Regions from separate parts of the Homo sapiens genome. Here region 2 is linked to region 1. A link is a loop called in an ENCODE intact Hi-C map of the cell type or tissue named here. Cell type or tissue: heart left ventricle. All regions are shown on one strand. Links, peaks and the distances in the headings refer to the core of each region. The heading gives the core; the rest is flanking DNA.

Evidence for each region. Peaks named below come from ENCODE experiments on the same cell type or tissue, not always from the same donor. Only the 100,000 strongest peaks of a DNase experiment are listed, where the experiment ranks them.
Region 2: a loop joins it to region 1, with 8 times the contacts of the local background. A loop is called at or near these places in 9 of 110 quality-filtered maps.

Annotation. Positions count from the first base shown.
Region 1 is chr14:105,667,078-105,679,419 of GRCh38, forward strand. It overlaps IGH, the pseudogene IGHGP and the pseudogene ELK2AP. Among named protein-coding and RNA genes, the nearest start is that of MIR8071-2, 33 kb to the left of the region's middle. In heart left ventricle, for the core only: no CTCF peak of the experiment used is centred there; no DNase peak of the experiment used is centred there.
Region 2 is chr14:105,994,172-106,006,513 of GRCh38, forward strand. It overlaps IGH, the pseudogene IGHVIII-2-1 and IGHV1-3. Among named protein-coding and RNA genes, the nearest start is that of FAM30A, 82 kb to the left of the region's middle. In heart left ventricle, for the core only: CTCF peaks have their summits at 5,288 (motif pointing left) and 5,499 (motif pointing left); a DNase peak (open chromatin) is centred at 5,340; H3K27me3 peaks cover 576 bases.

The DNA of each region.
Region 1 (12,342 bases), core at 1,725-9,724:
GTGTCCTGAGGTCAGCTCCCGGAAGCTGTCCATCCTGGGCACCGGCTTTGGCCCTGGGGCTCAGCCAGACACCCGGCCCTAAATAGCGACCTGGCCCTCAGCAGGACCCGCTCCCCGTCTCCCGTGTCCCTCCCTGAGCCCCAGAGGGCAGGAGATATGAAGCCCACCCCTCATGTGACCCCAGGAGCAGGGAAGGGCTGTATTGGGAAGTGGGCCAGGGCCAGGGACGTGACGTGGTGTGTGATCCCCTGTGTGTGTGTGGCGGCTGCAGGGGCACTTTGTGAGAGGAGGACTGGGTTTGTCTGAGCTGGTCAGCAAGTGGAGAAGCTGCCGAGAGGCTCGTGGGCCTTGAGGTGCCGCATGGGGCTTGTAGGGGCCTGTGTCCGAGGAGTGTTCACGTGTGCGAGGACCTTGCTCTGGTCTGGGTGCTGTGCAGTTCGCCCGGGTGAGGCTCCGTGTGTGAGGCGTGCACGTGTGTGTGTGGTGGCCGTGTGGCCGGCCAACCTCAGTGCGGGGTTTGTTGAACGGGTCTGGGCTGAGTGTGTGTGTGGGCATCTGGACCAGTCCCTCCATAGGGCCCGAGAGTGCATGTCCCCGGAGTCGGTTGTGTCCCCATGCGGGTGCGAGGCTGGGCAGGGCTGCCAGGGGTTAGTGCCGTGGGGGTAGATGGGTGAGGGAGGGCCTGTCCCTACGCACATGGACTAGGCATGCCCCCGAGTGGGCATGGGGGGTCGGAGGACAGGGCGCTCACAGAACAGGACAGTCTCCTACAGAGGCAGGGGCTGTGTGTCTGTCCCCAGGGGCTCCTAGGGCTTCTCGTGGCTCAGCCCAGGGCAGGTGCTGCTGGAGGGAGGGCCACGCTGGCAAATCCCCCACCCTGCCGAGGGCAGCCCCTGGCTGAGCCCCACCCTAGGCGGCCCAGGCACACCTGCACAGCCTGGGCCAGTGTGGGGACAGTGGGACCCGCTCTGCCTCCCTCATGCCACTCAGGCCTCAGACTCGGCCTGACCCGTGGAAAGAACCATCACAGTCTCGCAGGGGCCCAGGGCAGTGGTGGGTGCTTTATTTCCATGCTGGGTGCCTGGGAAGTATGTAGACGGGGTACGTGCCAAGCATCCTCGTGCGACCGCGAGAGCCCGGGGAGCGGGGGCTTGCCGGCCGTCGCACTCATTTACCCCGGGGACAGGGAGAGGCTCTTCTGCGTGTAGTGGTTCTGCAGACCCTCATGCATCACGGAGCATGAGAAGACGTTCCCCTGCTGCCACCTGCTCTTGTCCACGGTGAGCTTGCTATAGAGGAAGAAGGAGCCGTTGGAGTCCAGCATGGGAGGCGTGGTCTTGTAGTTGTTCTCCGGCTGCCCATTGCTCTCCCACTCCACGGCGATGTCGCTGGGGTAGAAGCCTTTGACCAGGCAGGTCAGGGTGACCTGGTTCTTGGTCATCTTCTGGGATGGGGGCAGGGTGTACACCTGTGGTTCTCGGGGCTGCCCTGTAGGGACAGAGGTTGGTACAGCGGTCACTCCCAGGGCAGAGGGTGGGCCAAGCCGGCCTCTGTCCACGTGGCCTTCGCGCTCCGTGGGTCCCACCTTTGGTTTTGGAGATGGTTTTCTCGATGGGGGCTGGGAGGCCTTTGTTGGAGACCTTGCACTTGTACTCCTTGCCGTTCAGCCAGTTCTGGTGCACGACGGTGAGGACGCTGACCACATGGTACGTGCTGTTGTACTGCTCCTCCCACGGCTTTGTCTTGGCATTATGCACCTCCACGCCGTCCACGTACCAGTTGAACTTGACCTCAGGGTCTTCGTGGCTCACGTCCACCACCACGCACGTGACCTCAGGGGTCCGGGAGATCATGAGGGTATCCTTGGGTTTTGGGGGGAAGAGGAAGACTGACGGTCCCCCCAGGGGTTCAGTTGCTGAGGAAGAGATGGAGGCGGACGTGTCAGCACCCGGTTGGGGCCTGTCCCTGGACGCAGGCTACTCTAGGGCACCTGTCCCGCCTTGAGCTGGAGGGCGAGGCCTGGGCTGGCTTACTTGCACATGGTGGGCATGTGTGAGTTGTGTCACAACATGGGGTTTTGGGCTCTGCAGAGAGAAGATTGGGAGTTACTCAGATCTGGGAGGAGAGGTGTCTGAGCTGAGGGAGTGGAGATCTTGGCCTTTGGGGTGGGCTTAGGTCAGGGGCAGGGTCTTCCCGGATATGGCTCTTGGCCAGTCTAAGTGCAGCACCTGCCCCTTTGTGCGCAGGGCCTGGGGTAGGGGCTTCCAGCCTGTGGCTGCCTGGAGCCTGGTGGAAAAAGCCAGAAGACCCTCTCCCTGAGCATGAGTGGGGCGGGCAGAGGCCTCCGGGTGAGGAGACAGATGGGGCCTGCCTTGCTGCCCTGGACTGGGGCTGCACAGCCGGGGTACGTCCAGGCAAGAGGGCTGAGCCTGGCTTCCAGCAGACACCCTCCCTCCCTGTGCTGGCCTCTCACCAACTGTCTTGTCCACCTTGGTGTTGCTGGGCTTGTGATCTACGTTGCAGGTGTAGGTCTGGGTGCCCAAGCTGCTGGAGGGCACGGTCACCACGCTGCTGAGGGAGTAGAGTCCTGAGGACTGTAGGACAGCCGGGAAGGTGTGCACGCTTCTGGTCAGGGCCCCTGAGTTCCACGACACCGTCACCGGTTCGGGGAAGTAGTCCTTGACCAGGCAGCCCAGGGCCGCTGTGCCCTCAGAGACGCTCCTGGAGGAGGGCACCAGGGGGAAGACCGATGGGCCCTTGGTGGAGGCTGCAAGAGAGGTGGTGCCATGTGACCGCGGTGTGGGACAGAGCTGGGCCCAGGGTGCAGAGGCCCCTCGGTTCTTGTCTATCCGCGAGGGTCCAGGCAGGGTCCAGTGTCTGGGCTCACGGGCATTGAGTGTGCACCTGGCTGGTGCCACCTGCCTCACCTTAGCCCCCTCCCTGCCCCAAAGCCAAAGTCAGGCCCGGCCTGCCCCAGAAAGCTTGCAGGACTGGTGGCCCTGTGGTGCCCTTCTGCAGGCACCCCTGCAGCCTAGGGGGCGGGGCTCGGCAGCCAGGTCAGTGCTTTGTCTCAAAAAAAACAAAAACAAAAACAAAAAACAAAACAAAACAAAAAACAAACAAATAAAAAGTTGTAAAAGGATTGTGGAAAAGGGATCTTATGTGGTCAAAGGCGGCTGTGATTGGATTTATTTATTTATTTTTTTGAGACAGAGTTTCACTCTTGTTGCCTAAGCTGGAGTGCAATGGTGTGATCTCGGTTCACTGCAACCTCTGCCTCTTGGGTTCAAGCGATTCTCCTGCCTCAGCCTCCAGAGTAGCTGGGATTACAGGTGCCCACCACCACGCCCAGCTAATTTTTATAGTTTTAGTAGAGACAGGGGTTTCACCACGTTGGCCAGGCTGGTCTCGAACTCCTGACCTCATGATCCACCCGCCTAGGCCTCCCAAAGTGTTGGGATTACAGGCATGAGCCACTGCACCTGGCCGGATTTATTTATTTATTTATTTTTGAGACAGGGTCCCACTGTGTTGCCTAGGCAGCAGTGCAGTGGCACTCAGCACTGAGGCTGAGGGAGGTTGAGGTGGGAGGGCTCAAGCAATCCTCCCACCTCAGCCTCCCAAGTAGCTGGGACTACGGGCACGTGCCACCATGCCTGGCCAATTTTTTTTTTGTATTTTTTGTAGAGACAGGGCTTCCCCATGTTGCCCAGGCTGATCTCAAACTCCTGGGCTTAAGTGATCCACCCTCCTGGAATGCTGGGACTACAGGTGTAAGCCACCTTGCCCAGCCTGGATGGAATTATTTATAAGGTTTAATTAAAATTAGCTTTAATATTAACAGTTCATGTGAAACTAGAATTTGGTCTTCTCTGTTAAAGTGACAGTTTTCTGGAATATTGGTCTGCTCTTCATTATGGCAGGTTTTTCTTTTTTTTTTTTCACCTTGAAAAATATATATTTACAGGAACAATTCCCCATTCTCTGGGACTCTTTAGAAAAAAAAAAGGTCCATTTTGGGGAAGCAAAACAGTGGAGACGAGTGTAGCACCGTCCCCCAAATCACCAACCCCCAGGTCCCAAGGCCTGGGCTGGGCCAGGGCTGACAGGGAAGCCCAGGAGTCTTTTGAACCCACTCTTCCTGCCTAGAATAGAGACAGGACAGGCTTTATGTCCCCCATTCCTCCCTCCCACCTCCAGGGACATTGAAAGTGTCCTTTGTACCTACCTGTAGGAAATTGGGGGGCTGGGAGGGAGGGAACTGAAAATACACATTTGTTATCAAAAATAAACATCTGGGGGGGAGGCGGCAGGAAGATTCCCTCCCAAATCCCTTTCTTCACACCCACCCCACCAAATATAGGAAGAGATGACTCCCTCTCCCCTATTGAAAAGCCCCATTTAAAAATAGATTATACTATCAAAATGGCAGCACGGGAGAGACAGGGAGACCTGGAGTACTGGCTGGAGGGGCCCCCCCAGACAGGAACCACCCCCACAAAACCCCTCCATGGGAGGAAACAGGCAGGACCCCAGGGAGTTTGGCAGACAAAGGAATGGCTTCTCAGGGGGAAGAAGAACAAAGGGACATTCCTCCCTGGCCAAAAAGTTGGTTAAAAAAGGATAAGCTGTCTGAGAGAAAGGTTGGGGAGGTGGAAATTTCTATTCCAAGGGTGTGATTCTGCCTTGGCCAAGACTCCCAACCCATTAAATGGTACAAATTCTTCCTGGACCCCGAGTATGGCCAGGAATAATAAAACGAAACTAACTTCTACTCACATCCTAAAATGGACACAGGGCTCCCTCATCTCCCCACGGGCAGGCCGAGGAATGAAGAAAGAAAGGTCGTTCTCAAGTCAGACCCCGATTGTCCTGTCTTGGGGAAAAAAGCGGGGAGGTGGGGGAGACGTCCTGACCACCCTAATAGGTTAGGTCAGGCGCTTCCCAGTGGCCTTCAAAAAATAAATAAATAAACCGCCCCTACCATTGAAGTAGGAGACGTGTCAGGGCAGCCACTGGGGGACGGACAGAAAAGAGAGAAAAGAGAGAAGCTGTGGAAGCTGAGTGTTTTCTGTGGAGGAGTTAATGAGAGTCACTCCTGGGAGAAATCCTTCCCAAGGATCCCCACCCCACCACAATCAGAGCATGAGTCTTTCAGTTGAACTGTGTTTCTCCTTGAGAGAGCACGGATGGAGGGACCCCAGAAGGGGTGGTGGTGCTGGTGGTGGTCATGGCCTCTGCGGCCCTGGCGAGAGCACCGCGGGGGTCGAGAGGCCAGCCACGCCGATGGAAGGGATGTGCACCTGGGCGCCGCCACTGGACGGAAGCTGGCAGGAGAGCTTGGCCGGGCTGCGGGGCGCAGCGGGACTCAGGCTGCTCCGGAAGTGAACGCTGGGAGGCAGCGAGCTGGGTGTCAGCAGCGCCGGGGTCAACGTGTGCGTAGGAAGCAGGGACAGGGTCAGCGCCGGCCTCGGCGCCTGGAGGCCGGAGCCAGTTCCCGATCCTGGGGTCCGTTCGGGTCCCGGCGCACCTAGCAGGCTCGGGCTGAGTGGAAGCTCTAGGTCCCGGGGCTTCCGGCCCTTCTGCGGCTGGGAGATCTGAGGGCTGGAAGCCGCGTGGCCGCCCGCCTGCCCTGCGGTGTCCATAAGGACCTCGGCAGCCACGCTGGCACGCCCTCCTGTGGAGGGACTTCAGGCTCGGCCTTGGCGGTTTCTGGCACGAACCCTCTCTCCCCCGCGAATTCCAGCTCTTCCTCGGGCCCTTCCACTTCCACTTCCGGGGGCAAAGGGCGGCGCAAGCCCGGCTCCACATTCGGCTCTTCCAGTTTCGGGTTTGGGGCCTCGGGCGGGGTCAGGATGACCTGCAGAGGGAAGCCGGCTTCCTCAGCCTCCAGGCAGGCCTCCCAGGGGCTTGGACTGCAGGAGCTGCGTTGGGGAGCACCGCTGCAGGCCGAGGCTGAGGGGGTGGCTGCGGCTGCAGAGACTGGATGGTGAAGGTGGAACAGAGGCCCGAGCGCATGTACTTGTTCCGGCTGTTGCGCGCCAAACCGCCAGGGCCTGCCATTCCTGCACCCTTGGGTGTGCCTGGCTTTCCTGAGGCAGTGCCCCCTGGGGCGGCATGTGCAGCAGCAGGGGCCACAACTGCCATGGTGAAGTAACCGACACCTCTGGGTGGGGCGGGCAGTCCTCACTCAGTGGAGCACCCTGCGACCTCAGGATAGGACACAAACTTGTAGACTTAATGCCATGTCAAATTTGTTCTCTATCTTGAGCGGGGATCCAGAATCGAATAGTAAAAGAACATTAACTCCAGAGGCCACGAAAGAAATTGAATTAGTTGAAGAAAAAATTCAGCCAGCACAAGTAAATAGAATAGACCACTTAGCCCCACTCCGACTTTTGATTTTTGCTACTGCACATTCTCCAACAGGCATCATTGTTCAAAACACAGATCTTGTGGAGTGGTCCTTCCTTCCTCACAGTACGATTAAGACTTTTACATTGCACTTGGATCAAACGGCTACATTAATTAGTCAGGCAAAATTACGAATAATAAAATTGTGTGGAATTGACCCAGATAAAATCATTGTTCCTGTAAACAAGGAACAGGTTAGACAAGCCTTTATAAATTCTGGTGCATGGCAGATGGGTCTTGCTGATTTTGTGGGAATTATTGATAATCATTACCCCAAAACGAAAATCTTCCAGTTTTTAAAATTGACTACTTGGATTTTACCTAAAATTACCAGACAGAAACCTTTAAAAAAATGCTCTGACGGTGTTTACTGATGGTTCTAGCAATGGAAAAGTGGCTTACACTGGGCCAAAAGAACGAGTCACTGAAACTCAATATCACTCAGCTCAAAGAGCAGAGTTGGTTGCTGTCATTTCAGTGTTATAAGATTTTAATCAGCCTATTAGCATTGTATCAGATTCTGCATATGTAGTACAGGGTACAAAGGATGTTGAGACAGCCCTAATTAAATATAGCATGGATGATCAGTTAAACCAGCTGTTTAATTTGTTACAACAAACTGTGAGAAAAAGAAATTTCCCATTTTATATTACTCAATTCGAGCGCATACTAATTTACCAGGGCCTTTAACTAAAGCAAATGAACAAGCTGACTTGCTAGTGTCATCTGCCTTCATGGAAGCACAAGAACTTCATGCCTCAACTCATGTAAATGCAACAGGACTAAAAAATAAATTTGGTATCACATGGAAACAGGCAAAAAATATTGTACAGCATTGCACCTAGTGTCAAGTCCTACACCTGCCCACTCAGGAGGCAGAAGTTAATCCCAGAGGTCTATGTCCTAATGCGTTATGGCAAACGGATGTCACACCTGTACCTTCATTTGGAAAATTATCATTTGTCCATGTGACAGTTGATACTTATTCACATTTTGTATGGGCAACCTGCCAGACAGGAGAAAGTACTTCCCATGTTAAAAGACATTTATTGTCTTGTTTTGCTGTCATGGGAGTTCCAGAAAAAATTAGATAATGGGCCAGGATACTGTAGTAAAACATTTCAAAAATTCTTAAATCAGTGGAAAATTACACATACAACAGGAATCCTGTATAATTCCCAAGGACAGGCCATAATTGAAAGAACTAATAGAACACTCAAAATCTCAACTGGTGAAACAAAAAGAAGAAAAAGACAGGAGTATAACGCTCCCCAGATGCAACTTAACCTAGCAATCTATACTTTAAATTGTTTAAACATTTATAGAAATCAGACCACTACTTCTGCAGAACAACATTTTACTGGCAAAAAGAGCAGCCCACATGAAGGAAAACTGATGTGGTGGAAAGACAACAAAAACAAGACATGGGAAATAGGGAAGGTGATAACATGGGGGAGAAGTTTTGCTTGTATTTCCCCAGGAAAAAACCAGCTTCCAATTTAGTATCTACAACTTACAGAAGAAGTTGCCATCCACCAAGGAAGCAAAGCCACTGACCTGGGGCCAAATACAGGAGCTGACACAGTTAGCTAAGAAAAGCCTGAAAAAAACAAAGTCTACAGGTATATCCCGCAGCTCTGAAGAGACAGCGACCAGCGAGAAGGGGCCATAATGACGATGGCGGTTTTGTCAAAAGGAAAGGGGGCTATGTAGGGAAAAGAAAGAGAGATCAAACTGTTACTGTGTCTATGTAGAAAAGGAACACATAAGAAACTCCATTTTGACCTGTACCCTGAACAACTGCTTTGCCCTGAGGTGTTAATCTGTAACTCTGCCCCAGCCACTTTGCCCCAACCTGGAGCTCACAGAAACCTGTGCTGTATGGAATCAAGGTTTCAGGGATCTAGGGCTGTGCAGGACGTGCCTTGTTAACAAAGTGTTCACAGGCAGTATGCTTGGTAAAAGTCATCGCCATTCTCCAGTCTCGATGAACCAGGGGCACAATACACTGCGGAAAGCCGCAGGGACCTCTGCCCTGGAAAGCCGGGTATTGTCCACGGTTTCTCCCCATGTGACAGTCTGAAATATGGCCTCGTGGGATGAGAAAGACCTAACCGTCCCCCAGCCCGACACCCGTGAAGGGTCTGTGCTGAGGTGGATTGGTAAAAGAGGAAGGCCTCTTGCAGTTGAGATAGAGGAAGGCCTCTGTCTCCTGCCTGCCCCTGGGAACGGAATGTCTCGGTATAAAACCCGATTGTACATTTATTCTATTCTGAGATAGGAGAAAAACCACCCTGTGGTGGGAGACGAGACATGCTGGCAGCAATGCTGCCTTGTTATTCTTTACTCCACTGAAATGTTTGGGTGGAGAGAAACATAAATCTGTCCTATGTGCATGTCCAGGCATAGTACCTTCCCTTGAACTTATTTGTGACACAGATTCCTTTGCTCACGTTTTCTTGCTGACCTTCTCCCCACTGTCACCCTGTTCTCCTGCCGCATTCCTCTTGCTGAGATAGTGAAAATAGTAATTAATAAATACTGAGGGAACTCAGAGGCCGGTGCCGGTGCAGGTCCTCTGTATGCTGAGCGCCGGTTTCCTGGGCCCACTGTGCTTTCTCTATACTTTGTCTCTGTGTCTTATTTCTTTTCTCAGTCTCTCGTCCTACCTGATGAGAAATACCCACAGGTGTGGAGGGGCTGGCCCCTTCAGAATTCTTCTAGTTTTCTCTAATATCAGGCAACAACTCTGCAAACTAATTTTTCCCTCACCCTCTGACTTGGAATCAGTCAAATTTAAAACTGCCCTTTTCCTGAAGCCCTGTGAGCTGAAATGGGACAAGTTGATGTAAACTTCAGAGAAATCATCCCCACAGATCCTGTGCGGGCAGCTTCTGCAACACCTGACCTGCAAATCAGGAAGGCCCTTCAGCTGCCTACCTGGCTGCAGCTGAAGATGCTTCAGGCCCAGCGTCTAGAAATCTTCTGGCCTGGTGCCCACTGGGCTCAGAAACTGCATTTCTAAGTGTTAACCTTTGTGTTTCATTTATTTTCAGAGTCTCTCCTCTTCGAATGTCCAACTGCTAGCACCATGCGGCGAAATGTCCTCTTCTATCCAGTCCCAACAGAAAATCCAGCTGGTTCTTAATGAACGAAAGGCCACCCAACAAGAAAATGGACTTATATTGTTGGAGGGAAACGAGAATGTCTCCTCTTTCCTTAAACAGTGTGGACTGACAAAGATTCTCTGCTTGGCTAAACTGCAGTCGGGCTCTGGAAACTTCTCCTAGGCCGGCCTGCACTTCCTTGTAAGAAAAAGGCTTTAAAAAGTACCCGGTGGGGCCCGGAGCGGTGGCTCATGCCTGTAATCCCAGCACTCTGGGAGGCTGAGGTGGGCTGATCATCTGAGGTCAGGAGTTCCAGACCAGCCTGGCCAACATGGTGAAACCCTGTCTCTACTAAAAATACGAAAATTAGCTGGGTGTGGTGGCACGCGCCTATAATCCCAGCTACTCGGGAGGCTGAGGCAGGAGAATTGCTTGAACCCAGGAGGCAGAGGTTGCAGTGAGCCAAGATCGTGCCACTGCACGATGACACGTGCCACTGCCTGGTGACAGAGTGAGACTACGTCTCAAAAAAAAAAAAAAAAAGAAAAAAAAAGAACCCCCCTAAATCAGGTTAAAGACCCACTCTTGACATTTGATCACCCTTGATCCTGAGTTCCTCATCTTCCACCATCTCCCAGGTCTGATCACCCTGGTCTGTCTTCAGCAAAAATCTTCCTGGGCTAATTTAGCCAGAACCCTCCTTCCCCCCAATATTTCCTCTTGGGAATGTCCGTCCTCCGAGTTTACCCAGCTCCCTGGCTGTCAATCCCCGCCAGCCCATGCTGTGTTAAGAACTGAGCCCCATCTCTCTCCCGCATGGCCGTGGTCCCTGCTCCTGCGGCGGTGGTCCTGAATCACACCTGCCTCCGCATTGAACAACTATCATGGAATAATTTTTTCTTTAACATTTCTAAACACACTCTTAGGAGGCGCCAGCAGCCAGCGTGCGGAGTTAAGTGCCTGTGCCCTTTGTATGAAAGTGTCACCGTTGTCCTGGTCTTGAGGGGTGGCTTTCGGGTGTAAACGGCCGGCAGAGGTGAGTAGATGCTGGGAGGCTGCTCCAGGCGTCTTGTTTGCTCCAGGGTTCTTGAGACTCTCCTGTCTATGAGAACGTGCAGTGGCACGGGACGGCCGCCGGGGGGCTCCCGAGTCCGGCTCTGGAGTCTGTGGCCGCGCGAGTGCACCTGCCTGGGCCGGCCCTGACGGATTTTTTTTTTTTTTTTGATAGAGTCTCACTCTGTCTCCCAGGCTGGAGGGTAGTGGCGCGATGGCAGCTCACTGCAACCTCCGCCTCCCGGGCTCAAGCGATTCTCCTGCCTCAGCCTCCCGAGTAGCTGGGACCACAGACACCCGCCACCACGTCCAGCTAATTTTTGTGTTTTTAATAGAGACCGGGTTTCACCATGTTGGCCTGGCTGGTCTCTCCAACTCCTGACCTCAGGTGACCCACCCACCTCTGCCTCGAAAAGTGCTGGGATTACAGATGTGAGCCACCACGCCCGGCCTCCTTTTGGATGCTTCTAAAGTCTCTTTGCCTCTGGTGTTGGCAGCTCCATCGGCAAGCGTCAAGGTGTGGACGTGGAGTTTGCTTTTATTTATCCTGCTTGGGACTTGGCCTTGATCCTGACGCGTCCTGTTATTCAGCGATTTTGGAAAATTCCCAGCCACTGCCTCCCCCGACTCTGTTTCTCCTTTGGGCAGAAGAAGCCCTTGTGGGAGCCTCCGTCCAGCCTCCGCGGGGCTGCGCTCGGGCTGGGTGGCGTCTCCTGCTCTTTCTTCGGTGTTACCAGCTCCCGCTCCTGCGTGTCCTCTGCGCTGCCTGTCCCATCCATTCTTATTTTAGCCTCATCTATTACGGTTTTCAATTCTAGAAGTTCTTCGTAAAACTCTCAGGTCATTTCAAAATGCAATGTGCAGTAATTTCCCATTTTGCAGTAATATTTGAATAGCTTCTGTAAGTAAGTTTAAAAAATCTCTTGGCCGAGCGTGGTGGCCACGCTGTAATCCCAGTACTTTGGGAGGCTGAGGCAGGAAGATCATGAGGTCAGGAGATCGAGACCATCCTGGCTAACACGGTGAAACCCCGTGTCTACTAAAAATCCAAAAAAATTAGTCGGGCGTGGTGGCGGGCACCTGTAGTCCCAGCTATTCAGGAGGCTGAGGCAGGAGAATCGCTTGAACTCGGGAGGCGGAGGTTGCAGTGAGCCGAGATCGCACCACTGTACTCCAGCCTGGGCGACAGAGCGAGACTCCATCTCAAAACAAAACAAACAAAAAAACCCTCTGAAGCACACATTGCATATTCTATGTCTGATAACGCCGACATTTTGCTTTTGTTTGGGTTCTTATTCTATAGTTTCTTGTTTCACTGATTCTTGTTTCTGCTTCTTTAGGGCTTTTCTGATTTGTATGTGAGCTGGGTTCCTGGGATCCTGATCTGGGCGCGTCTTTTAGGCTTGCCTCTGAGGTCCGCTGTCCCCGCATGAGCGGACGGCAGAGCGCGCCTGCCTGGGAGCCCAGGAGGCTGCCGGGCCAGGGACCCCGGGAACCCCGGGAACCCCGGGAACCTCTCAGCAGCAGAACTGCAGTGGCACAAGACGGCCACCAGGGGGTCCCGAGCCGGTCTCTGGGGTCCCTGCTGGGGTTGAGGGGCTGTGGCTGCAGACGCGGACCTGGCAGGGGGACCCGAACCCCAACAGGGCCCTGACCGGCCCCAAGGCTGAGCCTGCCCTGTCCCACCAGCGCCCAGACCCCGATGTTGGGCCGGGGCCTTCCTTTCCTTGTCCCGGCCCTCTGAGGTTCGTCCCCGGGGTGTGAGCTG
Region 2 (12,342 bases), core at 2,109-10,108, 330 kb after region 1:
CTGCTATTCTCTGTGCAGAATTAGCGCAAGTGCGGGACGCTGACAGGAGCGGCCCTGGCTTTTTCCCCACCAAAGCTTCCTCTGCCATGGTGGTTGGGGTGGGGGGAGGGGACTGCACTCCACGCAATGGTGGGACAAGAAAAGCAAAACCCACCTATACAGACATGTGACTGCAAAGTGATGTGGGAAGTTACGTGGGCCTGGGTGAACCTACAGTATTCGGAGGAAGTGTGTAAGCTGGTGTGTGCACATGAGGGCTGCCCGATTGGAGCTCTCCACCAGTCAGGCATGTTCTGCCAGGGCAGAAATTTTGGTGCGGGATCCCAGGGCGTCCAAGACTGCCCTGCAAGAAGGTGTGGCCAGGCTAGGGCCCCAGGAGAGGCCAGTAGATGGAGGGGCACTCAGGTCCCTACATTATTTGAGAATGTGGCCATGTTTTATGTGAATGAGTGATGACTTGATTGTAATGCAGCATTTTATTCCAGTACACAAACATATCTCAAATTGTTTAACATTCACCTGTAATGGATATTCAATGTGTTCTCTCAGTTTCTGGCTTTTATACGGAAAGCAGCTATTCAGTGTGGGAATGTGAAAAAAATGAGAAAACTGTGATTTTATTCTGACCTCATTAACAACGAAGCTGAACAGCTACAAATAAAAGAGAGAAAAAACATTCAACATATCTGAGTTGATTTCACCAAGCAAACAAGAAAACTGAAATCTGAGAAGATAGGAGCCTGCAGAGAGAACCAGGACCTACCTGCTAGTGTACATAGGGCAGGTGCCACTGGATGGCATTTGAGATAGAAACAGACTAACCTAGAAATACTTAATGACTTTTTTTTTTTTAGTATGCATGTACTAATGGTGTTAGATTGGCCTAGTGCTTGCAAGCTTTTCCTAGAGAACTTGAAAAATCCACGGACAACTTCCTCATCTGGTGTCTTGTGGTGTTGACTGGGGAAAAGAACAGCAGCTCCTGTGGAATGCCTGAATGCACCTCCACTACCTCCAGGGGAAATCCACCAAAGCATGTGTCATATGAGCTGTGGTGAAGTCAACAGAAACAAAAGGAAACAGACGACACCAAGGAAACTTGATCCAGAAACACCTCCTATCTCTTTCCTCAGGAAAGAAATCCTTACTCTTTAGGGTAAGGATAGTGGGTAAAAAGCTGGGGACACTGGTGAAAAACAGTTGTGTCTGGGAAAAGACGTTCCAGCCCTGGGGAAAGAGTTAAGGACAGGACAATGTGGAAGGCCACTCCCCAGAACTATGCTTACTACTCCTGCATAAGAAGGAGACTCAGTCAGAAGGTTGGAGGAAGTCCCGCTTTGTCCAACCTCCTTCACCACACAGTCATCAATTTAAACTGTCAGTAGGGTGCACTTTCCACAGCTGAAACAGACAGCCTCCCTGGGGAAAACTAAATATAAAGACCCAGGATCAAACAGGGACACAAAAGCAAGTATCATGGGAGGAACTTGAAATCTCTGTGGACAGCAGAAGCTGACTTCAACTCTGATAATTGTGGCATCCATAAATTGCAAATATAGCCCTGAATAGATACACACAAATATCTATAATGAAGGCCCAGCAGAATGGAATGTGTTACCATCTTCAGGAAGAAAATAATGAATACATGAGTACAAGAAAATAAATTACAAATTAAAGTCAAACTGGAATTCTATATATATTAAAAATTTCATTTAAAGCGAAAGTCAAATGAATACCCTGTAAGACAAATCGATTCTGAGAAAATTTATTGCTAGTGCATTCATCCTTCAGTAGGTGCTTTGGCAAATTTTCCGCCAGGGTGAGTAGCCATATGATATACATCCGAAACATGAATCTATCCAAATAAAAAATGTGGTCAAGAATGAAAAAATGAAGTTGAAATGTAGTTTTTATATTTTTAATTGTTCTAATATATGTCTATGTAATGATAAAAATGCACATATTATATTTTATAGCACATATAAGTGCAAACTGAGAATAAACTAAGACAACGGATGAGAAAGAGGGTTTAGAAGAATAAGTTATAATAGCTCTACAACCTATGAAGAGGTTTTACGTTATTTGAATTAGAATCTGATTATACACAATTCTTATTGTATATCTTAGGGCCAATACAATATTCATAAAAGATGAGCTAAACAATAAGTTAATAGAGAAATAAACATGATCATAAAATGCCAAATTAAAATAGAAATTAACAGAAAAATAGTAATACCAGTTTTAAAATAGAATTTATTATAGTTGATTTAAAAAGCAAGACCCAACTACTAGCTCTGTACAGAAATTTGCTCTACATAGAAAAGTTAAATACAGGAAAACATGGACTATGAAAATATGAATGAAAAGAAAGCGTGCTTAGCTATGTTAAATTCAGACAAGGTAGACATAAGACTTTCAGGAATCAAGGGGCATATTACATAGGGTAAAGGGATCAGTTTTCTAAAAGGCATCACCAAAGATTTAACCAATGGATCTGGGATAGAAAATAGGCTAACATCTATAACAGATAGCGAATTCGACACTTACTGTGATTGACAAAACAAACGTGATAAAATAGGTAAATATATAAGTGACCAGAATCAACTTATTTGACTAGTTTCATTTATAGAATATTCAATGGGAAGACAGCAGGAACCCAAACTGTGATTAACCAGAAGATATGAGAGGAACATGGTGACTGAATTTGATGTGGTTACCTGGGTTGAACAAAGAAACAAACAAAAAGCAATAGGAAAGTGAGACCTTATCTCAAAAAGAAAAGAAAAAGGAAAAAAGGAAACTGTTAAAAATTGGCAAAATTCAAATAAATCCCAGAGCTGAATAAACAGAAACTTATCAATGTAAATATATTAGTCCCATGTCCCATGTTTTTTTTGACATATTAACTTTAGTGAAAACTTGGAGATGGATGTGAACACACTGTATTTTCCTTACAATTGTTCTGATAACCTATAATTATTCCAAATAAAAAGTGTGTAAAATATAAAGTAACAATCATAAAAATAATAGTTCAAAGACCTTATAAAATAGGCTTCTGAAAATAATAAAATTGTTACTAAAATTATTATGGATAATTATTTCAGAGGATAATCCTGAAATGATCATCGAAGTGGTGGACAGATGTTTATTTATTTCAGAAAAAGATGTGAGGCATCTCATATTAAACGCTAGTGATGGAAGTGTTTATAGAGTTGTTTTATCATCTATAATATGATGGATGAAAAGCATTATCATAAGCATTTGATGGATGAAAAGCATTACTATCATAAGCATTTATGTAGCCAATATCATGAACGTATTATAATTTCCTCAGTTGTGCACCATTTTTGTGTTAATACCATGTGAACGTTTTCTACTGCATGTGTCATATCTAAACATTTGAACTAGTTTGTTTGTTATTAATGTGACTCTTGTAAATGCTGTAGGCATTGCTGATGTTCTCTGTAATTTCTCTACTGGTGTTTTTTTCCTAATATTTTAACATGATAAATTTGGATTAATATAACTACGTAATTTAATAATATATTTTAAACTTCATAGTTGTACACACAGACACACACACACACGCACACATACACAACAGCCCAGCAATGACACATATACCCGTCCATGCAAAAATGAATGTATATTAAACACCAAAACAACACACCCATTTTTTTCTATATTATTTTAATTATTTAATTGAATGTAACTCGTATTTGCAGTTTCATTTTTGAATGAATGTAAATGCCATTCTTGCCAAATATATTACTTAAGTGTACAATGGTATTTACTTTTTTTTTTTTTTGAGACAGAGTTTTGGTCTTGTCGCCCAGGCTGGAGTGCAATGGCGTGTTCTCGGCTCACCGCAACCTCCGCCTCCCAGGTTCAAGCGATTCTCCTGCCTCAGCTTCCCCGCCACGCCCAGCTAATTTTGTATTTTTAGTAGAGAGGGGGTTTCTCCATGTTGGTCAGGCTGGTCTCGAATTCCCGACCTCAGGTGATCCACCCACCTCACCCTCCCAAAGTGCTGAGATTACAGGCGTGAGCCACTGCGCCCAGCCAGTATTTACTTTTTAAATATCAGTCAGTTATTAATAAATTGAATAACTAATAAGACAAACATCACTTAAATTTTTATTAAATCATTGATTAAAGTAACATTGTATTTTTTTAAACTAGGCAGGATAGAACTTTTCTATTTGAAAAATTTTTTAAAAAACTTTTTGGCGTTAATTTTCAATACAAACTCTAGTCGTTATTTGCCAATATGCCTTTATAATAAAGAACATCCAGCAATAGGAAACTGAAAGCAGCCCATGCTTTGCAGGATTCAATCACAATGGCAGCTTGCTGGAGGGTGGTCTGAGACTGGGCAAACACATTAGGGATTTGGACTTCATGAAAGCACTACTGAGCCCCTGGGCTGAGCACACAGAGGGTAGCATAAGTTGCAGAGCCTAGTCTGTGGTACTTAGGGAAAAAGAGGAATGGGTGGGGGTTATGTCTGCAGGACCCTAGAAAAGTGTGATGAGGGCAGAGGGTCTGCAGGTAGAGTGTATTCTAAGGAGAACTGTTACTCTCCTAAACTTGGTTGGCTTCAGTGATCATGAAAAGAAGTGAACTGATTTACCAGACATGGAGGACAGGAAGTAAAAGGACTTCCTGTTTCCTGCATGGAGACTGAGGAAGATAAAATATTTTGACAGAAAAAGAGAAGATGGAGAAAGTTTGAGAAGCAGAACACCAGGGGCCAAAGTGGAGGACAGGAGCCCTTAAAGTGGTGTTTCATCTGCACAAACAGCCGATGAAAGGAAAAGAAACTGGACCCCATGCATATGCTGAGTTGTTAGAAAAGCATTTACAATAGTGTGTCTGACAGCACAGAAAACAAAAAAATTGTGCATAGAGCCAGACTTTGGATTGAATATACACAATTAAAAAAAATATACTGAGATATATCATTGCTAGTATAACTCTGAAAATAGGCAGAGTTAAAAGTTGAATTGAACCCCTGTTCTAAGTTAATGTTTTATAGGTGAAAGAAACCATGAGTTACAAGGAAGACATCGTAAGAGATCCTGGGGAAGACTTTTGCTTGACCAGGTCAGGAATCACCAAGGTGGAAAAGGAAACCTCATCCTCCCCAGGTACCTGATATGGAGCTGCCTCCAAAGAGCCCCTTGGAGGTCCTGAGTGCTCCCTGGTGTCCTGAGCCATTCTTGCTGTCCTGAACACCCACTGGTGGTTCCTGAGTGCCCCCTGGTGGTTCTGAGCACCCCCTGGTTTTCTGAGCGACCTCTGGTGTCCTGAGCCCCCCCTGGTGGTTCCTCAGTGCCTACTAGTGTCCTGAGCGCCCCCTGGTGGTTCTGAGCACCCCTTGGTGTCCTCAGTGCCCCCTGGTGGTTCCTGAACCTCCCCTGGTTTCCTGGGCACCCTCTGGTTTCCTGAGCGACCCCTGGTGTCCTGGGTGACCCCTGGTGGTTCCTGAGCGCCCCCTAGTGTCCTGAGCATCCCCTGGTGGTTCCTGAGCGACCCCTGGTGTCCTGAGCATCCCCTGGTGTCCTGAGCGCCCCCTGGTGGTCCTGAGCATGCCCTGGTGGTTCTGACTGCCCACTGGTGTCGTGAGCGCCCCCTGGTGGTTCCTGAGCGCCCCTAGTGTCCTGAGCATCCCCTGGTGTCCTGAGCGCCCCCTGGTGGTTCTGAGCATGCCCTGGTGGTTCTGACTGCCCGCTGGTGTCGTGAGCGCCCCCTGGTGGTTCCTGAGCATCCCCTGGTTTTCTGAGTGTCCTCCGGTGGTTCTGAGCACCCGCTAGTTTCCTGAGCATCCCCTGGTGGTTCTGAGAATCCTCTGGTGTCCTGAGCACCCCCTGGCAGTTCTGAGTGCCCCCTGGTGTCTTGGTCACATCCTGTGGTTCTCAGCACCCCCTTGCCACAGTCTCATGAGTGCCCCTTGGTGTCCTGAGCGCCCCCTGGTGCTTCTGAGCACCCTCTGGTGTTCTGAGCACCCCCTGCTTCTTCTGAGCGCCCCCTGGCGGTTCTGAGCGCCCCCTAGTGTCCTGAGCGCCCCCTGGCGGTTCTGAGTGCCTCCTGGTGTCCTGAGCACCCCCTGGTGGTTCTGAGCGCCCCCTAGTGTCCTGAGCGCCCCCTGGCGGTTCCGAGTGCCCCCTGGTATCCTGAGCTATCCCTGGTGGTTCTGAGTGCTCCCTTGTGTCCTGAGCGCCCCCTAGTGATTCATAGCACCTCCTAGTGTTCTGAGCGCCCCCTGGTGTCCTGAGCACCTCCTGGTGGTTCTGAGCACCCCCTGGTGTCCTGAGTGCCTCCTGGTGGTTCTGTGCACCCTCCCTGATGGTCCTGAGTGCCCCCTGGTGGTTCTGAGCGCCCCCTGGTGTCCTGAGCCCCTCCTGGTGGTTCTGTGCACCCTCCCTGATGGTCCTGAGTGCCCCCTGGTGTCCTGAGCTATCCCTGGTGGTTCTGAGTGCTCCCTTGAGTCCTGAGCGCCCCCTAGTGATTCATAGCACCTCCTAGTGTTCTGAGCACCCCCTGGTGTCCTGAGCCCCTCCTGGTGGTTCTGTGCACCCTCCCTGATGGTCCTGAGTGCCCCCTGGTGGTTCTGAGCGCCCCCTGGTGTCCTGAGCCCCTCCTGGTGGTTCTGTGCACCCTCCCTGATGGTCCTGAGTGCCCCCTGGCGGTTCTGAGTGCCCCCTGGTGTCCTGAGCTATCCCTGGTGGTTCTGAGTGCTCCCTTGAGTCCTGAGCGCCCCCTAGTGATTCATAGCACCTCCTAGTGTTCTGAGCACCCCCTGGTGTCCTGAGCCCCTCCTGGTGGTTCTGTGCACCCTCCCTGATGGTCCTGAGTGCCCCCTGGTGGTTCTGAGCGCCCCCTGGTGTCCTGAGCCCCTCCTGGTGGTTCTGTGCACCCTCCCTGATGGTCCTGAGTGCCCCCTGGTGGTTCTGAGCGCCCCCTGGTGTCCTGAGCCCCTCCTGGTGGTTCTGTGCACCCTCCCTGATGGTCCTGAGTGCCCCCTGGTGGTTCTGAGCGCCCCCTGGTGTCCTGAGCCCCTCCTGGTGGTTCTGTGCACCCTCCCTGATGGTCCTGAGTGCCCCCTGGTGGTTCTGAGCGCCCCCTGGTGTCCTGAGCCCCTCCTGGTGGTTCTGTGCACCCTCCCTGATGGTCCTGAGTGCCCCCTGGTGGTTCTGAGCGCCCCCTGGTGTCCTGAGCCCCTCCTGGTGGTTCTGTGCACCCTCCCTGATGGTTCTGAGTGCCCCCTGGTGGTTCTGAGCAGCATCTACCACATAGTCCCCTCCTGTCTCCCTGCGGTGAGCTTTGTGTCTGGGCTCACACAGGGTTTCCCTCACTGTGTCACTCACAGTAATACATGACCTTGTCCTTGGCTTTCAGATTGGTCATTGTAAGGCAGACTGCACTTAAAAGGGTGTTGCTTGAGATTGTTAATTTATTTGTACTCATGGAGAGTAACCCTGAGAATTCATACTTGATCACTCACTGTTGGCACCCACACCTATCCCTGTTGTGAAGCATGCTGGACCAAGCTCATGCTGTAACCAGTAAAGGTGAAACCAGAGGCTTTGCAGGAGAGTCTCACCACTGGGCTGTAAAATTTTTCCCCCTCTGACTCCATCAGTAAACTTCACACAGGACTTCCGTGAACACAGAAAACAGACTGAGAACAGCCCCGTGAGGAGAAGCCACAGCTGGACCTGATTTACGAAGGACACTAATATTGACGGGGATGAGAAGGGAATCCAGATCAATGCAGACCCCACGGTGTGGACACTGAGGAAGGGCACAGACATGGGGTGGCTCCTCGCCAGGGCCTGAGGGAACAGGGGATGAGCTGCCTTTCATGAGAAGTGGAGGGGACACATTTCCACGTCTTTCTTTTTGTGGTCATGGGTGCACTGCTCAGCATTGCTCATCCATCCTCTGTGTCTACATTTCAGGGAAGTCAAGGTCAAAGGATTTCTGGGTCTGGATGCACAGAGTTAATCTGCCCATTACTCTTTTTTATTCTCTAATGTGGACACTGTTGGGGTATCTTCATAATAGCAAACATTATCAACAAATATGTCCAGTAAGAACATAAAAATACGTTTCCAGAGAAAATGGACACCTGTCTCTAATTGGTATATTTAGAGCTGCAAACTACTGTTCTTGACAATAAGGCAAAGTTAGGTTACAATGAAAAAAATACAGATCTACGCCTTGTCAGGGAGGGGGTTTATGATTATCATTATCTTGAGATCATTTTGCCACAGAACAATTCGACATTGGATATATGTACTTGTGTAAGGAAACAGTAAATGTGGACATATGTGTACTTATGTGAGTGAAGAGTTCACATGGAGACATGTTTGCTTGTCTGAGACAAGAGTCCACATGAGGAAATGTCTGTTTTCTGAGGAAAGAGTAAATGTAAGAACATATGTGGTAGTCTGAGGAAAGAGTCCACGTGGGGACATGTGTGTTTGTCTGAGAGAAGAATCCACGTGAGTAAAGGTGCGTTTGTCTGACAGAAGAGTCCACATGTTGACAGATGTGTGTACCCATCTGAGGGTAAATGCCCATTCAGGGACAGTGTATGCCTGAACTGAGCTGAAGTTTGGGGAAATATTTCTCAACCAAGGAAAGAAAATAATCCTGTCGGTTATTTGCTTGTCAAGAGGAAAAAACCTGGGTCACATAGAAAATTGATTTAAAAAAAAATTTAAAAAATTAAAGGTCTTTAGTGAATGGCAACATCTTATATGCAAATCAGGAAAATTACCTCATTCTTTGTTGCATACATCTCATGAAATCTCCACCCTCACAAAATAAGTAATGAGATAATTTTATACAATCTGCATTTGATCCTTGGGTTAATGAACTGCTAAATTTTTTTTAATTGTATATATTTAGGTTTATATTTTCCATCACAAAACTATGTGCTTAGACAAATTAATTGTGTCATATCTGAACCATTGCATATCACTAAAAATAATTTTAATCTTCTTAAACAGTGTCTTTTTAACTTATTTTATACCCAGTCTCTAAACTCCTCGAATATCCTCTATATGTTGTTGTTTACTTGACTACAGTTTTGGCTTTTATAGAATTTCAAATAAATCAAATTATACAGTGTCATTGAAATGACTTCACTGAAGAAAGTGGAAAATGAAGTTGCTGACCTAAGGAACTTTGAAAATGAGGAAACTCTGTAAGTTTAAAGTGTAAAGAAACTGAACATAAGCACTCTATTCTAGTAGATAAACATGTTTCCTACAAGGGTACAGCTTTACATTTCTGATACTGCTATGCATGTGTCCTGAAATTGTGCAGCTAAGTAATAAAATGGCATATGGTTGGATGGGGTTCCTCATTTTGCAGTGAGAGGTTATAGACAGTCAAGGAAGGAAGGCTAGAAAGATCCATGTGGTAGCATAATTGGGTAGAGAGACCAGTGTGTTCTCATTTTTAATGTAATCACATTACAGAAGGTTAGATACATAGTTTACTAGGCCAGTTGGTTGAGAGGTCCTGCAAGTACTTATACCACATTAACAATGCACATACCCAGTATTACAATTTTTTAAATACTATTCTTTAACATCAGAAGCAAGCAATCTTTAGAAAAATGGCTGATTCTATGTATGAAAAAGATAATATAGAAAATGAGTTTAGAATTTATTATAATAGCAGGAAACAGGGAAGTGTTCAAAAACAAAAGCATGAGGTGAGCTGTAAGGATGCAGGATCCAAACTCAATGAGCTCCCAGCACATAATAAAGCCATGGTGGTTTGAAAAATAAAATGAATAATGTAGCATGGATCTTCTTCAGAGTATGAAATAGACATCCATAAACCAATACACATATTAATAAGTGATCAAATAAAGAAATAATAGGAAGAGGAACACATCTTTTTACAGAAGTATTCCAAATATGTTAGGTTGATAGTCCTCCAATCAAGTAGGTGAAGCTTAAACACTCATGAGATGATTGTAGCCTGAGATTAGAGACATGGAAAAAGTAATTGATATTACTGTATTTTATAATGAGATTTCAGATATAATACCAAAGACATGATCTGTGGATGAATAACATTTTACATTTTTAAAATCTAAATTTGTATAAACACACACACACACACACACACACTTTTCTGCAATACATACTGATAAGGGAGTAAAAGACAGCCGCAGACTTGGAGAAAATACTTCCAAGTCACATATTTGTTAAATGAATTCTTTTAATTTGTTAAATGATTTTATAATCAATATGCAAGTAAACTTACAACTAATCAAAAGAAAACAATGCAGTTAAAAATGAACCAAATATGAGAAGAGGCATCTCGGCAAAAATTATATGAAAATTGTTAAATGTGAATTTTTATTACGGAAATGTGCATTTAACTAAAAATTAGATACCATTACTCACCTATTAGAATGGTTAAAACACACAATTCTCATAATGATAAATGGCAATATGAATGTGGAAAACCAAGAACTATCATGCATTGATGGTGGGAATTCAAAATGCTACATGCACAAAATGAGTTTTTTTGGCATTTTTAATAATAGAGATAAAAGTAGAGATAAAATGTGATTTGTGTGTGTGTTCCAAAATATTTACAACACTGATTCAGAAATTGATGTTTACACAGATACCTACAGAGGAAGTTCTGTATCAGTTTTATTAATTCAATCCCTGAAATTTGCTTGCAGAATAAATATTGTATGAAAAATCTCTCAAATAATTAAAATTTCTCAAATACATGTTTATATTGTTCCTTTTCCTTAATGACTTAATATCATTTTCTGAGAAAGTCTTCAATCTAATAATCTTTGTCATTTCCTCCATGCCAGCACAGCTGCTTCCCCCCTGGGGTTTCTGACACTCTCAGGATGTGGGTTTTCACACTGTGTCTCTCGCACAGTAATACACAGCCGTGTCTTCAGATCTCAGGCTGCTCAGCTCCATGTAGGCTGTGCTCGCGGATGTGTCCCTGGTAATGGTGACTCTGCCCTGGAACTTCTGTGAATATTTTGTGTTACCATTGCCAGCGTTGATCCATCCCATCCACTCAAGCCTTTGTCCGGGGGCCTGGCGCACCCAATGCATAGCATAGCTAGTGAAGGTGTATCCAGAAGCCTTGCAGGAAACCTTCACTGAGGCCCCAGGCTTCTTCACCTCAGCCCCAGACTGCACAAGCTGGACCTGGGAGTGGGCACCTGTAGAGAAGACACAGGAGTGGATGGAATTCCCCTTGACTGGCCTCGATCCCTTCCTCCTCACTGGGATTTGGCAGCCCCTTACCTGTGGCTGCTGCCACCAAAAAGAGGATCCTCCAGGTCCAGTCCATGGTGAGGCGTTGTGCTCTGGGGGCTTCTGAGGAGGGATGTGGTTGTTGGGTGATGCTCTCAGGGCACAAAGATATCTATAGTCATCTCAGTTATTTGCATATTCATGAGCGATGCTATTTCATACCTAACACAGCATGAGAAAGAGTGGAGAGATGACACATGGATTACCCAACAGGAGGATGCTAAGGGTTCAAGCTATAATCCCCTTAGAGGCCATGTGTGCCCTGCCATATCCCTAAGCTGTATGTTGACAGAGCTTCTCCCACTGGAGAACAATTTTCCCTAGAACAGGACTTCACTGGGAACCCACACTTGAATAGCTCAGAGGTAATTTAAAGTATTTCTAGGCTTTAATACATGAATGTGTTATTTGGGGGATGAGTGTGTTTCTCCAAAAGTTGCACTTATTTATATAAAATAAAAGCTTAATTGACCTCCAGATGCTTACTATTAAGATATGTAGCAGGGTTAGAAATCTCCAGTGTAAATTGATAAATTCTTGCAATTGAATAGGATATTTATGGACTCTTCAGCAGTTTTTGTCAAATACTTATTTTAGATTTTTTTAGAAGAATGACACAGATCTTAAGGGGACTCCATCCGCAGCCTCCTGTGCACCTGCTCTGGGGCTGGAGCCTGTGCTGGGTGGGCCTTGAGCGCCCCCTGCAGCCCAGCCCTTGCACTGCAGAGAGGCTCCTGTCTGGGCTCCCAGAGCATTTTCCCCCCAGTATGAAGTGGCTGTGTCCTGGCTCAGAATGCTCCTTTAGTGACACGTGACACCATGTGCTGCTGACGCCATCGCTTGCAATAGTAAATTGGTCGTAGGAAAAAGCCAGTGAACTCTGCAGAAACACCCCAAGCAAGGATTCTATGAAACCACCAGGGAGCCCCTTCTGTGGCGCTCCGGAAGCACTGGATCAGTCCACACTCACAGTGAGTCCAGGAGCTTCCAGGGGCTTTGGGAGAACACCTAATCTCTT